Regions from separate parts of the Homo sapiens genome. Here region 2 is linked to region 1. Evidence: chromatin loops called from intact Hi-C (ENCODE). Cell type or tissue: dorsolateral prefrontal cortex. All regions are shown on one strand. Each heading gives the region's core, and the rest is flanking DNA. Links, peaks and the distances in the headings are about the cores only.

Region 1 (8,108 bases), core at 1,583-6,582:
AAATGTTTTCCTCTGTTATGAAGTGGTATTTATATTCTCAAGCAGAGAGAAAATGGGATAAAATAAAATCTATCTTATTTAATATATATTTTTAAATGTGTGCTAAATTATGTTTGTTATAGAAGAAAGAGCAATAGTTGTACCTGGTGTGTGATGTCCACCCATTAGACCTAACTTGATAGAGTGGGGTCTACCTCTGGAATTTCCTACTCTTTTTTTTTTTTTTAGATGGAGTTTCACTCCGTTGCCCAGGCTGGAATGCAGTGGCGCGATCTCAGCTCACTGCAACCTCTGCCTCCTGGGTTCAAGCGATTCTCCTGCCTCAGCCTCCCGAGTAGCTGGGACTACAGGCACGTGCCACCACGCCCGGCTAATTTTTTTTATTTTTAGTAGAGATGGGGTTTCACCGTGTTAGCCAGGGTGGTCTTGATCTCCAGACCTCGTGATCCACCCACCTTGGCCTCCCAAAGTGCTGGGATTACAGGGGTGAGCCACCGCGCCAGGCCTGGAATTTCCTACTTGTTAGCCATCTATAAACCCACTTCTATCACCCTTTGTTTCTTTCTCCCTCCCTGTCTCTGAGGAGAGGTGTCTGATTGCATTCCTTTCCGCCTCCAAGACCTCCATCATTTCTCCATGCTTTCCTATATCTTTGTTTTTTTGTTTTGTTTTGGTTTTTTTGTTTTTGTTTTTTTTTTTTTGAGACAGAGCCTCGCTCTATTGCCCAGGCTGGAATGCAGTAGTGCGATGCTGGCTCACCACAACCTCTGCCTCCCCACAACCTCTGCTTCCTGGGTTCAAGCGATTCTCATGCCTCAGCCTCCCAAGTAGCTGGAATTACAGGCATGCACACCACACCCAGCTAATTTTTATATTTTTGGTAGAGACAGTGTTTGGCCATGTTGCCCAAGCTGGTCTCAACTCCTGGCCTCAGGTGATCCACCAACCTTGGCCTCCCAAAGTGCTGGGATTACAGGCGTGAGCCACTATGCCCAGCCAGCTTTCCTGTATCTTCTAATCTTCAATTGCTTCACCACAGGCTCTTCCATATCCACATTTCTGCCATTAAGATAATACATTTTAGAATTTTCCTCTTCATTATATAATCCCCCTTTTCCTTCTTCCTGTTCTTTTTCCTAAAAATCTGCAATTAGGAAATTCCTGCCTTAATCTCTCCATGACACTGTGATCTGCCCTCCAGTCCCCCACTTCTCCCACTCAGACTGCTCCAGTAAATGTCACAGATGACTTTTTTTGTTGTAAAAATCAACAGAAACTTGTTATTTCCATCTTAAATCATTTCTACTGCATTTGAAACTGTTGACTACTTTCTCCTTGAAACGAGACTGTTGCTCTCCTTTTCTTGACTTATTTTCCATTTCCTTTGTATCCTTACACCCCCAACCCCTGGACTCCTGATCAAGTCTCTGGCTTCAGTTATTACTGGGCCCGCGGCTAACGTGTCTCCTCTTTAAGCTGATAGATGAGGTCTACCTGTGATACCTGGAGCTATACCTCTGACCTAAAGGAATTCATATATTCCAGCACGATAGCCATTTTTCTATATAGTCTATGTCACTACCTGCATGCCCCTTGGCTCTGTAATCTGAACATTTGCAAGGAGAAAGTTGTCATTTTTTATTCCAAAAATGTTTTTCCATATTTCACAGCTTGGAGTGATCCCACCAATATCTTCAAGAAGAAGCCTACAGTTATCTTCCATTTCTCCCTCTCTTTTACCACATTCCACATGCAAGTCAAGTTCTAATAATTTTAGTTTTAACATCTCTGTAACCCCACTACTGCCAGTGCACTAAGCTCAAGATCATCATCTACTGGCTGGGTGCAGTGGCTCACACCTGTAATCCCAGCACTTTGGGAGGTCGAGGCAGGTGGGTCACCCGAGGTCAGGAGTTCGAGACCAGCGTGGCCAACATGGTGAAACCCTGTCTACCAAAAATACAATAATTAGCTGGGTACGGTGGCAGGTGCCTGTAATCCCAGCTACTCGGGAGGCTGAGGCAGGAGAATTGCTTGAACTCGAGAGGTGGAGGTTGCAGTGAGCTGAGATTGTGCCATTGCACTCCAGCCTGGGCGAGAGAGCAAGACTCAGTCTCAAAAAAAAAAAAAAAAAAAATCTCTTGTCCCATCACTTTATTAGCCTCTCAACATTCTCCTTGTATCTAGACCAACACTGCCCAACAGAGCTTCCTGTGAAGCTGGAAATCTGTATCTGCACTATCCAATAAGTTGGACTCCTCTGTAGGTAAGGCTTTGTCTTTGAAGAATTTTGAAAAGTAAACACATTCATTGGCAGCAGTGGGAAAAACAGTCTAGAACTGTGCCATCCTATATTGGCTCTTTAATAAAAATTCAATAAATGTAAAAGATTCTCAGTCACATTAGTCACATTTCTAGTACTCAATATCTACATGTGACAAGTGTTTACTGTACTGTAAGTATGAACACTTGCCACAGCAGGGATCTGTAACATACAAACCCTCTGGAATGCTGCACGTGCTTTTTTTTCTTTTTCCTTTTTTATGGGAAAAAGAGCCATAGTGTTTATCAGCTGCACAAATCCAAACAATTTAAAAGTCAGGTAATAAATTCCGATTTCACTGACACTGACTATTATTACAGCTCCCGAATCCCTCTTGATGTGCCCTGTGTACAGTTCCAGCCTCATCTCCCACTGTTTGGGCGATTTTCTTATTGTGCAAACATCACAGAGTATACTTACGCGCTGTGTTTGTAAGTACACTCTGTGATGTTTGCACAATGCTACAAACCTGTACAGCATGTGTACTGTTCTGAACACTGTAGGCAATTGTAACACAATGGTCAATATTTGTATATCTAAAAATAGAAAAGGTACAGTAAAAATATGATATAAAAGATAAAAAATGGTACTTACCATGAATGGAGTTTGCAGGACTGGAAGTGGCTCTAAGTCAGTGAGTAAGTGGTGAATGAATGTGAAGGCTTAGGACATTACACCACTGTAGACTTTATAAACACTGTACTCTTAGGCTACACTAAATTTATTTTAAAAATAAAGCAATTCCTTTACAACATTATGACAGCTATGACGCTACTAGGCAACAGGAATTTTTAGCTCCTAATATAATCTTATGGGACTACCGTTGTATATGTGGTCTGTTGTTACTGGAAACATCATTAAGCAGCCCATGATTCTATTTCAGTTTCTTGAATGGGCCCAGTCTCTTATTCTGTGTTTTCACACATGCTTTTTCTTTTGCCTGGAACCCTCTTCCCATTGCACCACTATCTCTCCCTGTTCCTCACCTCCTCGCTTCAATTCTGCCTCCTCCTCTGTCTTGGTTATTCCTATTCATTTTTCAGGATTCACGTCGGCTGTCATGGCATTCTGCTGGATGCTACCTAGCTCTGCATTTCAGCAGTGCACTTGTCTTTCTGCTTCCTTCTGAGGGATCAATTGCCAGTGGTCCCATGAGTTAACCAAAAGTGCCATCTAGTGGCAAATGCGGAAGACAACACTCGCTTCCAAATGGAGCATTTCACTAAGAGGGACAAAACTTGGAATAGTGGACAGGCTTTCTCCACCACTACACACAGTAGGGAGAATCTACCGTGGCTCTTGGCTCTTCTAGATAGTTTTACATTTTCTACCTAATTTAAAACTCTCCCTTGGTCTGGAAGTAGGTATCATAATTTTCATCTTACAGATGCAGTCTCAAGTTCAGAGGGGCCTCCTTAAAATCCCCTTCTTTGGGCCGGGCACGGTGGCTCACGCCTGTAATCCCAGCACTTTGGGAGGCCGAGGCGGGCGGATCACGAGGTCAGGAGATCTAGACCATCCTGGCTAACACGGTGAAACCCCGTCTCTACTAAAAATACACGCCTGTAATCCCAGCACTTTGCGAGGCCAAGGCGGGCGGATCACAAGGTCAGGAGATTGAGACCATCCTGCCTAACACGGTGAAACTCCATCTTTACTAAAAAATACAAAAAATTGGCCGGGCGTGGTGGCGGGCGCCTGTAGTCCCAGCTACTCAGGAGGCTGAGGAAGGAGAATGGCGTGAACCCAGGAGGCAGAGCTTGCAGTGAGCCGAGATTGCGCCGCTGAACTCCAGCCTGGGCGACAGAGCGAGACTACGTCTCAAAAAAAAAAAAAAAAAAAAAAAAAAAAAAAAAAATCCCCTTCTTTGCAGGATTGGCTGCAAATAAAGAAGGACAGTAGGTCACAATAGGCCAGGTTTTGCTCCCTCAGGATGGGAATTTCTCATTTAGAGCTGGTGGGAAGGATCTCATTAACGTGGTTAAAGATGATTTGTCAGTGATGCAGCTGAGGACACTTAAAAAGAGAATCTTGTTAAGAGTCTCTAAGGAAGCAGTAGGTCCCCTGGCATTGTGAAGTCAGCGGATTATTGAGAAGGAGGAGGAGTGGGGAAGAGTTTCATTAATGTAGGAATAAGGCAGTGTTCCTCATGGTGGGTTTACAGTGTAACAAATGGAAGTGTTGGGGTCAAAGCCATGGCGTGCAGCATGAGGTACGTAATGGGCAGCTTGTGTCCCTGTGAACAGATATGAAGCCAGGATGATTTGCTAGTGAGAAGCTTGGGAAGGAACACTAGAAACCTGTTGAATTCCCAATACAGGGTGTCATATTTCATAGGGTCACTAGAAGTAGCACAATGGGTGGACAAAATTTAGAAGGCGTAAGACCTGCATTCACTTTTGGCCATGCCTCTAACCAGCATCTGACCTCCAGCAAGTGACCTGGAACCACTGAGCCTTAGGCTGGACACTGAGATACTGCTTTTTTAATTTTCCTCTAACAACTTTATTGAGATATAATTCACATAGCATGTAACTCAGCCATATATAGTGTACAACTCAATGGTTTTTAGTATCTTCACAGAATTGTGCAAGCATCACCATAGTCAATTTTTCTGTTTGGGGTTTTTCTTGTTTTTTTTTTTGAGACAGGGTCTTGCTCGGTTGCCCAGGCTGGAGTGCAGTGGCATGATCATGGCTCACCACATCCTTGACCTCCTGGGCTGGATTCTCCCACCTCAGCCTCCTGAGTAGCTGGGACCACAGGCACATACCACCATGCCCAGCTAATTTTTTTTTTTTTTAGATTTTTAGTTTTTTGTAGAGACAGGGTCTCCCTATGTTGCCCAGGCTGGTCTCGAACTCCCGGGCTCAAGTGATCCTCCCAGCTTGGCCTCCCAAATTGCCACCATAGTCCATTTTAGAACATTTTTATCACCCCAAAGAGAAACCTTGTACCCTTTAGCCAAAACTGCACAATCTCCCCCTTCTTCTCCAGCTCTATGCAGCTACTAATCTACTGTCTGTCTGTAGAGATTGACTATTATGGACATTTCAAATAAATGAAATTAGACTATGTGACCTTTCGTAACTGGCTTCTATGACTTAGCATGATGTTTGCAAGGTTCATCCATAGTCTAGCATATATCAGTACTTTATCACTTTATATTGCCAAATATTATTTCATTATATTCATATCACATTTTATCTATCTATTCATCAGTTTATGGACGTTTGGGTTGTTTCTACTTTTTGGCTATCCTAAATGATGCTGCTATGAACATTTGCATACAAGCTGTCGTGAATACTTAAGTTCTCACTTCTCTTGAGTATATACCTGGGAGTAAAATTGCTGCGTCATGTGGCAACTCTACATTTGACCTTTTGTGGTCTTGCTGTTTTCCAAAGAAGCTGCAACATTTTATATTCTCACCAGCAGTGTATGAAGGCTTAAGAGGTCTTTTAAAACTGCTGATCTGTTCATAAAAGTGTCAATAAGAGGCTGGGCATGGTGGCTCACTCCTGTAATTCTAGCACTTTGGGAGGCAGAGGAGGGTGGATCACTTGAGATCAGGAGTTCAGGACCAGCCTGGCCAACATGGTGAAACCTCGTCTCTACTAAAAACACAAAAATTAGCCAGGCATGGTGGTGCACCCCTGTAATCCCAGCTACTGGGGAGGCTGAGACAGGAGAATCACTTGAACCCAGGAGGCGGAGGTTGCAGCGAGCAGAGATCGTGCCACTGCACTCCAGCCTGGGTGAGAGTGAGACTCTGTCTCAAACAACAGCAACAACAAAAAAGTGTCGATAAGATATAGAAGCATTACTTTTATCTAGCCACATATCAAGTGCTCAATTCCTTTTTTCCTCTTGCTGTGCTATTGTTATGTAATCACATCTGTATGTTACAAACTCAATACTTAGTTATAATTATTTTATATAATCTGATGTATCTTAAACTGAGAAAAGGACAGCAAGTATATATTTATAGCATTCATTACATTATTTATCTCTTATGGTTCTCTTCATGTATTTTTATGAATTCAAGTTACTATCTGGTATCATTTTCATACTGCAAATACAGCTTTGCTTACCTCCATTTCCTTTGTGATGTTAATGCTAAATATGTTATATATGTTACAGGCTCCCAAATACAATGCATCTTGCATAAACATGGTTTTTTTATATAATTGCCCTATAAATAAGAATGACAAAACACGCATTTATACTGTCTTTTATAATTACATAATTACCTTTACTATGCTGATGGCCTATGCCTCCGAGGAGGTACCATAACCCTCAACTAGGAGCTGGGGGAAGAGCGAGCCCCGTGTTCTTGATTACACTCTCCTGGAGTGGCCATCGCCAAACAGAGGGAGCAGAAAACAAGTGGTTGGTGGGTCAGATGACAAAAACTTGCTGTTCTTATTAAGTTTCAGTAGGTTTCCTTGAATGTTTCTTCATTTAATGAGCTGTATGCCTTTAGGACAATTTCCAGACCATTTAAATGGTTGTTTTGTTTATAATTTTCACTAGTTAGGCTTGTTTCCCTGGTGAATGGGTCCACAAAGTTCCTCACGTGGTCTCTAGAAGTATCACTTAGTTCTTTACAAAGTACCCTCGCAGGTAAAATTTTATTTCATCCTCACCATTTTATGAAACAAGGGTAAGGACTTTTTAGCCCTAAAAATGAGGCCCAGAATGCTAAGTAACTGGCTGAAGTTATAAGGCTTCTCAGAGCCATGTGTTCACTCAGGAGGCACTTAGTGCCTGCTCTGTGCTAAACATTAGATTTAAAATGTTCAGCATTTACTGTATAGACAGGAGACAAAAACCAGACAATTGCAGCACAAGGTTAAGTGCTAGAATAAAGCATACGGTGCCTTAAGCAATAAGAAGGGTACTGGCTGGGTGCGGTGGCTCACTCCTGTAATCCCAGCACTTTGGGAGGCCGAGGCGGGTGGATCGCTTGAGCCCAGGAGTTGAGACCAGCCTGGACAACATGGTGAAACCCCATCTCTACAAAAAAATACAAAAAAAAAATTAGCCAGGCATGGTGGCACATGACTGTAGTCCCAGCTACTTGGGAGGCTGAGGTGGGAGAATCACTTGAACTCAGGAGGTGGAGGCTGCCGTGAGCCATGATCGTACCATGCCACTGCACTCCAGCCTGGGCAACAGAGTAAGACCCTGTCTCAAAAAAAAAAAAAGGAGGGGATTGGGTGGTCACCTAGTCCAATCTTGAATAAGAATTAGAAACTAAGCATTTTGATTTCTCTGTTTTTCTTGTAAATAGAAAGGACCAAATAGCCCAAAATAAAGTGGCACATGGCTTGGTAGTTAAGACTGAAGCCAGATGGCTAGATGGTTTACATTTCCATCCAATTATTAGCTATGTTACCTTGGGTAAGTCACTTAATCTCTCTGTGCTTGTTTCCTTATCTGTAAAATGGTGCCAATATTACCTACTCTTTAGGGTTATACGATTGAAGACACAGCACTGTGTTTATAATTGTACCTGGTATATGTTTATACTGTAACAACTGATTGCTAAATAAATTCTATTAGTGAGGGGATGGTGTTAAATACTAAACCCCCCCAGGGCATTCTTGTCAGTGTTTCCTGAAATAGTAAAACACTCAACTTCCAAATGCTGAAATTGAAATTGACTTCTTGAGATATAGTATGTACTTGTTTTTCAGAATTGTTTCCTTTTCCCTGACTTGGTTAAGTGTGAGATTTAGGGTTAATTGAAAAGAACAACTCTTCAGGAAATACCTGGGAA
Region 2 (5,000 bases), core at 1-5,000, 470 kb before region 1:
GCTAATAACAGTATGAGAATTAACCAAGAAAACATGAACTGCCAGGTCAGGCACAGTACCCAGCTTGATAGGCCTTAATACATACTTTATTTTACAAGGAACCAGCTGTCCTTGTAATTGCCTCAAGTGTTCCACTGATTGTAACTGTTTGTTTTTTGGTTTTGTTTTTAATCAGTTGGATCTACACAAGTGAAAAAGACTTGAATGGTAGTAGCCACTGGGGAATCATTGCAACTTATAGTGGAGCTGGCTATTATCTGGATTTGTCAAGAACAAGAGAGGAAACAGCTGCACAAGTTGCTAGCCTCAAGAAAAATGTCTGGCTGGACCGAGGAACCAGGGCAACTTTTATTGACTTCTCAGTGTACAACGCCAACATTAACCTGTTCTGTGTGGTCAGGTGTGTACTGAGGACATGCATCCCTCCTATTTCTGTGTGGTTGTACATACATCCTATTCTGGGGTTAGCCAGAAAAACCTTTGCCTGCAGTTAGCTACATGAGGATGCCAAGGACCCAGACGGATAGCAAGGGAGGGGTAAAAACTGAAGGCTTACCGAAATAAAGGATATTTGAGGAAGGGAGTTGGGATCCTAGAATATTACGAGTTGGAAAGAACCATAACTCTGGTCCAAGTTCATCTCAATGCTGGAACCTTTCCAGAAAAAGTATTGTGTTTTTCTAACATCTGTCTTTACCCATTATAAGGATGGTTAGTGCCACATGTTCCATCACCAAGTCCCCCGGCCATCAAATCTTGACTCATTTCCTGGAGTTTCTCACTCTCAGATGAGCCTCTGCTATTAGCACACAAGCACAGTAACCGGAGTGCTTGTAGGATGCTCAGTAGGATACCCAGGTTACCTGCTCGTGCTCAGGGCTACCAAAGGCACGTAAAGTTCCTTCCACAGATCCTGGGATGTTGCCATGATGACCCCTCTGTGAGATAGTAACAAAAATGACAAAGATTCCACTGGCTTGTCTGGGACTCTTCTTCATTCATTTATTCAGCAAACATTCATTGGACACTTAATATGGGCTAGGCATTGTTCTCGGCTCTTGGGACATGTCAGCAAACAAAATAAAGATCCGCACCTTGGCAGAGCTTGCATCCAACCAGGAGGAGACTAGAGAATAAACATTAAACAATACAAATAAATAGTATAGTATATTAGAAGGTAATAGGTACTATTAAAAAGAAAGAAAAAGCAGAGCAAGAGGAAGTCAGAGTTCACCCACTTTAATCTTCCTGGTGAGCATGTCAGCAACACCCAAACATCACTAACATGGATTATTGCATGTATATTTACACATAAGATAAGAAGTGTTTATTCTCATAATAGTCTTTGTCATCATTCTTGAGGTTAAGTTCAATTCTGCTTTATGTGGCTTGTTGGATTGTCCCAGTCCTTGTATTTAACAACATTTGCAGAAAATAGTACCACATTAAATCAATTATAGATTATCCCTTATCCAAAATGCTTAAGACCAGAATGTTTGAGATTTAAGAAATTTTTCAGGTTTTGGAATGTCTGCATATATATAATGAGATATCTTGGGGATGGGACCCAAGTCTAAACACAAAATTCATTTATGTTTCATAAATGAAACTTAATGCACATAGCCTGAAGGAAATTTTATTTTTCCCTTAGGGATGTTGAATCAACTGTTGTGTGCCAGCATGTTGACAATGACCTGTCACATGAAGTCGGGTGTGGAATTTTCCACTTGTGCGTTCATGGCGGTGCTCAGAAAGTTTGGGATTTTGAAGCATTTTATATTTCAGATTTTCACATTAGAAATACTCAAGCTGTCCTTGCTCACAGTGGCCAAAAAAAAAGAAAGAAAGAAAAGAAATACTCAACCAGTAGTCCAGTAGTAGTTATCACTAGAAATGAATGAAAATCTATTGCAGTATTATTGAGTTTTTCCTAATTATTCCAGTGCAGATAAAAAGAAAAGAATAAAAAGGAAGAGAATAAAAACAGAGAGGCAACTCTGATATTTTAGTAAATTCTATTTATAGAAGGTCTTGAGTATTTCTTCTGCTTCCTCCCTTACTTTAAGGATGAACATTGTTAAGACAACTGCTTCATTTCTCTATACTGTTTTTCTAAGTTTCTGGAAGTGGTTGACTACTGCAGGGCCAGAATGGGCCAGAGAAATGACTTGACACTTGAAGGCCACTTCCTTCCCTTTTGAGTTCCCAATGAAGCTGTCACATACAAGGCTCTTGGCTTCAGAGTTGCTCTCCTGAGTTTTTGATTCTCACCCCTACTCTCTAACACATCAAATAGGAAAGAAAGAACAGGAGAACTGACAATGAAAAGGAAGGAAAATTTTCACACTTCTCTGACCAGTTCTAATTTACCATAGTCCTGTTTTTACTTGATTATTGCTCATGCATGTGTCCTGTATGCTCAGGTTCCAGGTGCGGCTACCTGTCCTGTAATGGCAGAGATAGTGATGGCTAGTAGCTGACTAAAGGGCTTTTAAATGTCTCAAAATGAAGCAGCTAGAGATTCTATTTCTAGTTAGAAAAGAAGTCTGTATCATTAACTGAATCACCCAGCTTTCTCAGTGTGACACCTACAAAATGGGCATTTGACAAGAAAAAAACCCTCAGTCCAGTTATGGTAAAGCAGTAAAGATCAGAGCCATCAGTATGGATGTAAAATAGTGTATGTTTTAGACAATCAGACATCTATTGAGTACCCACCTATTAACTATAAGGCTCTGGGAAGAAGAGAGAAAACTACCCTGGAGGACAAACTATTTGATGCTATTTAGGTGTTACATAATGAATGAATGACTCAGTTCCTATCTTTATATATGTACAAAATATATCCTACTTCTCAACCAGATTACACATGTTTTGAGTGGATGGTTTATATTTCTTTATATTCTTCATGTTGCCTAGTAGAAGGACTTGAATTTAATAGAAGTCCTAGGGCCAGGCATGGTGGCTCCTTCCTGTAATTCCAGCACTCTGAAAGGCCCAGGCAGGAGGATCATTTGAGCCCAGGAGTTTGAGACCAACCTGGGCAAAAGGGCAAGACTCAGTCTCTGCCAAAAAAAAAAAAATTAGTTGGGCATGGTGCTGCACACTTACATTCCCAGCTACTCAGGAGGCTAAGGCAGGAGAATCCCTTGAGCCCTGGAATTTGAGGCAGCAGTGAGCTATGATTGCAACACTGCACTCCAGCCTGGGCAACAAAGCGAGTCCCTGTCTCTTAAAAAAATAATAACAGAAGTCCTAGAAAAGTTTGTGTGTTGATTTACTTTTACATTAAAAGTATATGGCATGTTGAGCAGCGTAAATATAGAAAAGTGTAGGGAAGACTGAGCAGGAAGTACTCCTTTGGGACTGAAAGACCTCAGGAAGTCTTATTCCTTTGATGGCACAAAATTCTCCAAGTATGGAATTATTAGCTATGATAAAAATGTTTTGCCGCTAGTTTGGGGGGACTCATGGTAGCAGTTTCATTACCTTGTAATGCATGAACAGAACAGATGGACATCCATTCCTGGCTGTATTCATGTGTTGTTGTTGTTATTGTTTTAATTGTTCTTATTTACATGCAGGTTATTGGTTGAATTCCCAGCAACAGGTGGTGTGATTCCATCTTGGCAATTTCAGCCTTTAAAGCTGATCCGATATGTCACAACTTTTGATTTCTTCCTGGCAGCCTGTGAGATTATCTTTTGTTTCTTTATCTTTTACTATGTGGTGGAAGAGATATTGGAAATTCGCATTCACAAACTACACTATTTCAGGAGTTTCTGGAATTGTCTGGATGTTGTGATCGTTGTGGTAGGTTTGAGAACAACACCAAATTTCCTATTCTATTCTACAAGCATGTTAACTAGAGTCTTTGATCTCCTCAGCATTGTGGATCTTGATATTCCCAAAAAAGAATCTAAAAGTCCCCCTCAATTATATCAACTTCTGTTACTAATTATTTTCTCATTTTGCATGAGTAACTTTGCTGAGTATGAAGTGGAGAGGTATTTACAGTATGCTCTCAGCCACGCTAATAACAAGAGTATCTCAGTAATTCATATTTGGCTTTAGTATGCCGTATGAGATGTGGAGGAGAAAACAGTTTTTTTTCTTTGTTTTTTTTTCCACTAATGATATTTTTCTTCAACTGCTGGTAAAAATCAATTTATATTTTCCTGCACATGTGTGAAGTTACAGCAATAAAAAAACTTGTCGGCCAGGTGTGGTAGCTCATGCCTGTAATCCCAGCACTTGGGGAGGCCAAGGCAGGAGGATCACTTAAGCCCCAGAGTTCAAGCCCAGCCAGGGTAACATAGTGAGACCCTGTCTTTACAAAAAAAAAAAAATTTAATTAGTCAGGCATGGTGGCACACACCTGTAGTCTCAGCTATTCCAGAGGCCGAAGTGGGAGGATCATTTGAGCCCAGGAGGCTGAGGCTGCAGTGAGCTATAAATGCACCACTGCACTGCAGCCTGGGTGACAGAGTGAGACCTTGCCTCAAAAAGAAAAGAAAAAAGAAAAATCATCCTGAAAATATTTTGTGCGGCAGAGAAAACTTTCTGCAGTTTAAAATTTTCTGCAAATAGTCTGCAGAGTACAAATGTAAGTTATATTCATCAAAGTTTTCTGTATGAGGTATAAGAAATCAAAGGCAGGCCATGCACAGTGGCTCATACCTATAATCCCTGCACTTTAGGGAACTGAGGTGGGAGGATCACTTGAGATCAGGAGTTTGATACCAGCCTGGGCAACATAGTGAGACCCCATCTCTAAAAAATAAAAATAAAAAATAAATCAAAGGCAGAGTCATAATCAAGACCATGACACCATGTAAATTCTGTGTCTGCTCTTGACTCTATTATAACTTCTAAGATTTTTTTCAAGATGTTTTCCCTTCATCCTTATCACTTAATTAAGCATCCGTCACTTCCTTCCTGTGGTTTCAGTGTATAAAAGAATTTTTACAAGCTTTTCTCCCTTCAGCAATAACAGGTAA

Evidence for each region. Hi-C counts contacts between places; a loop is a spot of excess contacts. Peaks named below come from ENCODE experiments on the same cell type or tissue, not always from the same donor. Only the 100,000 strongest peaks of a DNase experiment are listed, where the experiment ranks them.
Region 2: it touches region 1 in a loop (3-fold over the local background); 57 of 110 quality-filtered maps call a loop at or near these places.

The regions. Positions count from the first base shown.
Region 1 is chr4:88,512,338-88,520,445 of GRCh38, forward strand. No RefSeq gene overlaps it. Among named protein-coding and RNA genes, the nearest start is that of PIGY, 7.4 kb to the right of the region's middle. In dorsolateral prefrontal cortex, for the core only: CTCF peaks have their summits at 3,494 (motif pointing left) and 3,703; a DNase peak (open chromatin) is centred at 3,474; H3K4me3 peaks cover 540 bases.
Region 2 is chr4:88,043,058-88,048,057 of GRCh38, forward strand. It overlaps PKD2 (polycystin 2, transient receptor potential cation channel), which reads left to right. Exons shown (of 15, transcript NM_000297.4): 5 at 176-400; 6 at 3,585-3,813. Among named protein-coding and RNA genes, the nearest start is that of PKD2, 38 kb to the left of the region's middle. In dorsolateral prefrontal cortex, for the core only: no CTCF peak of the experiment used is centred there; no DNase peak of the experiment used is centred there; H3K27ac peaks cover 1,833 bases.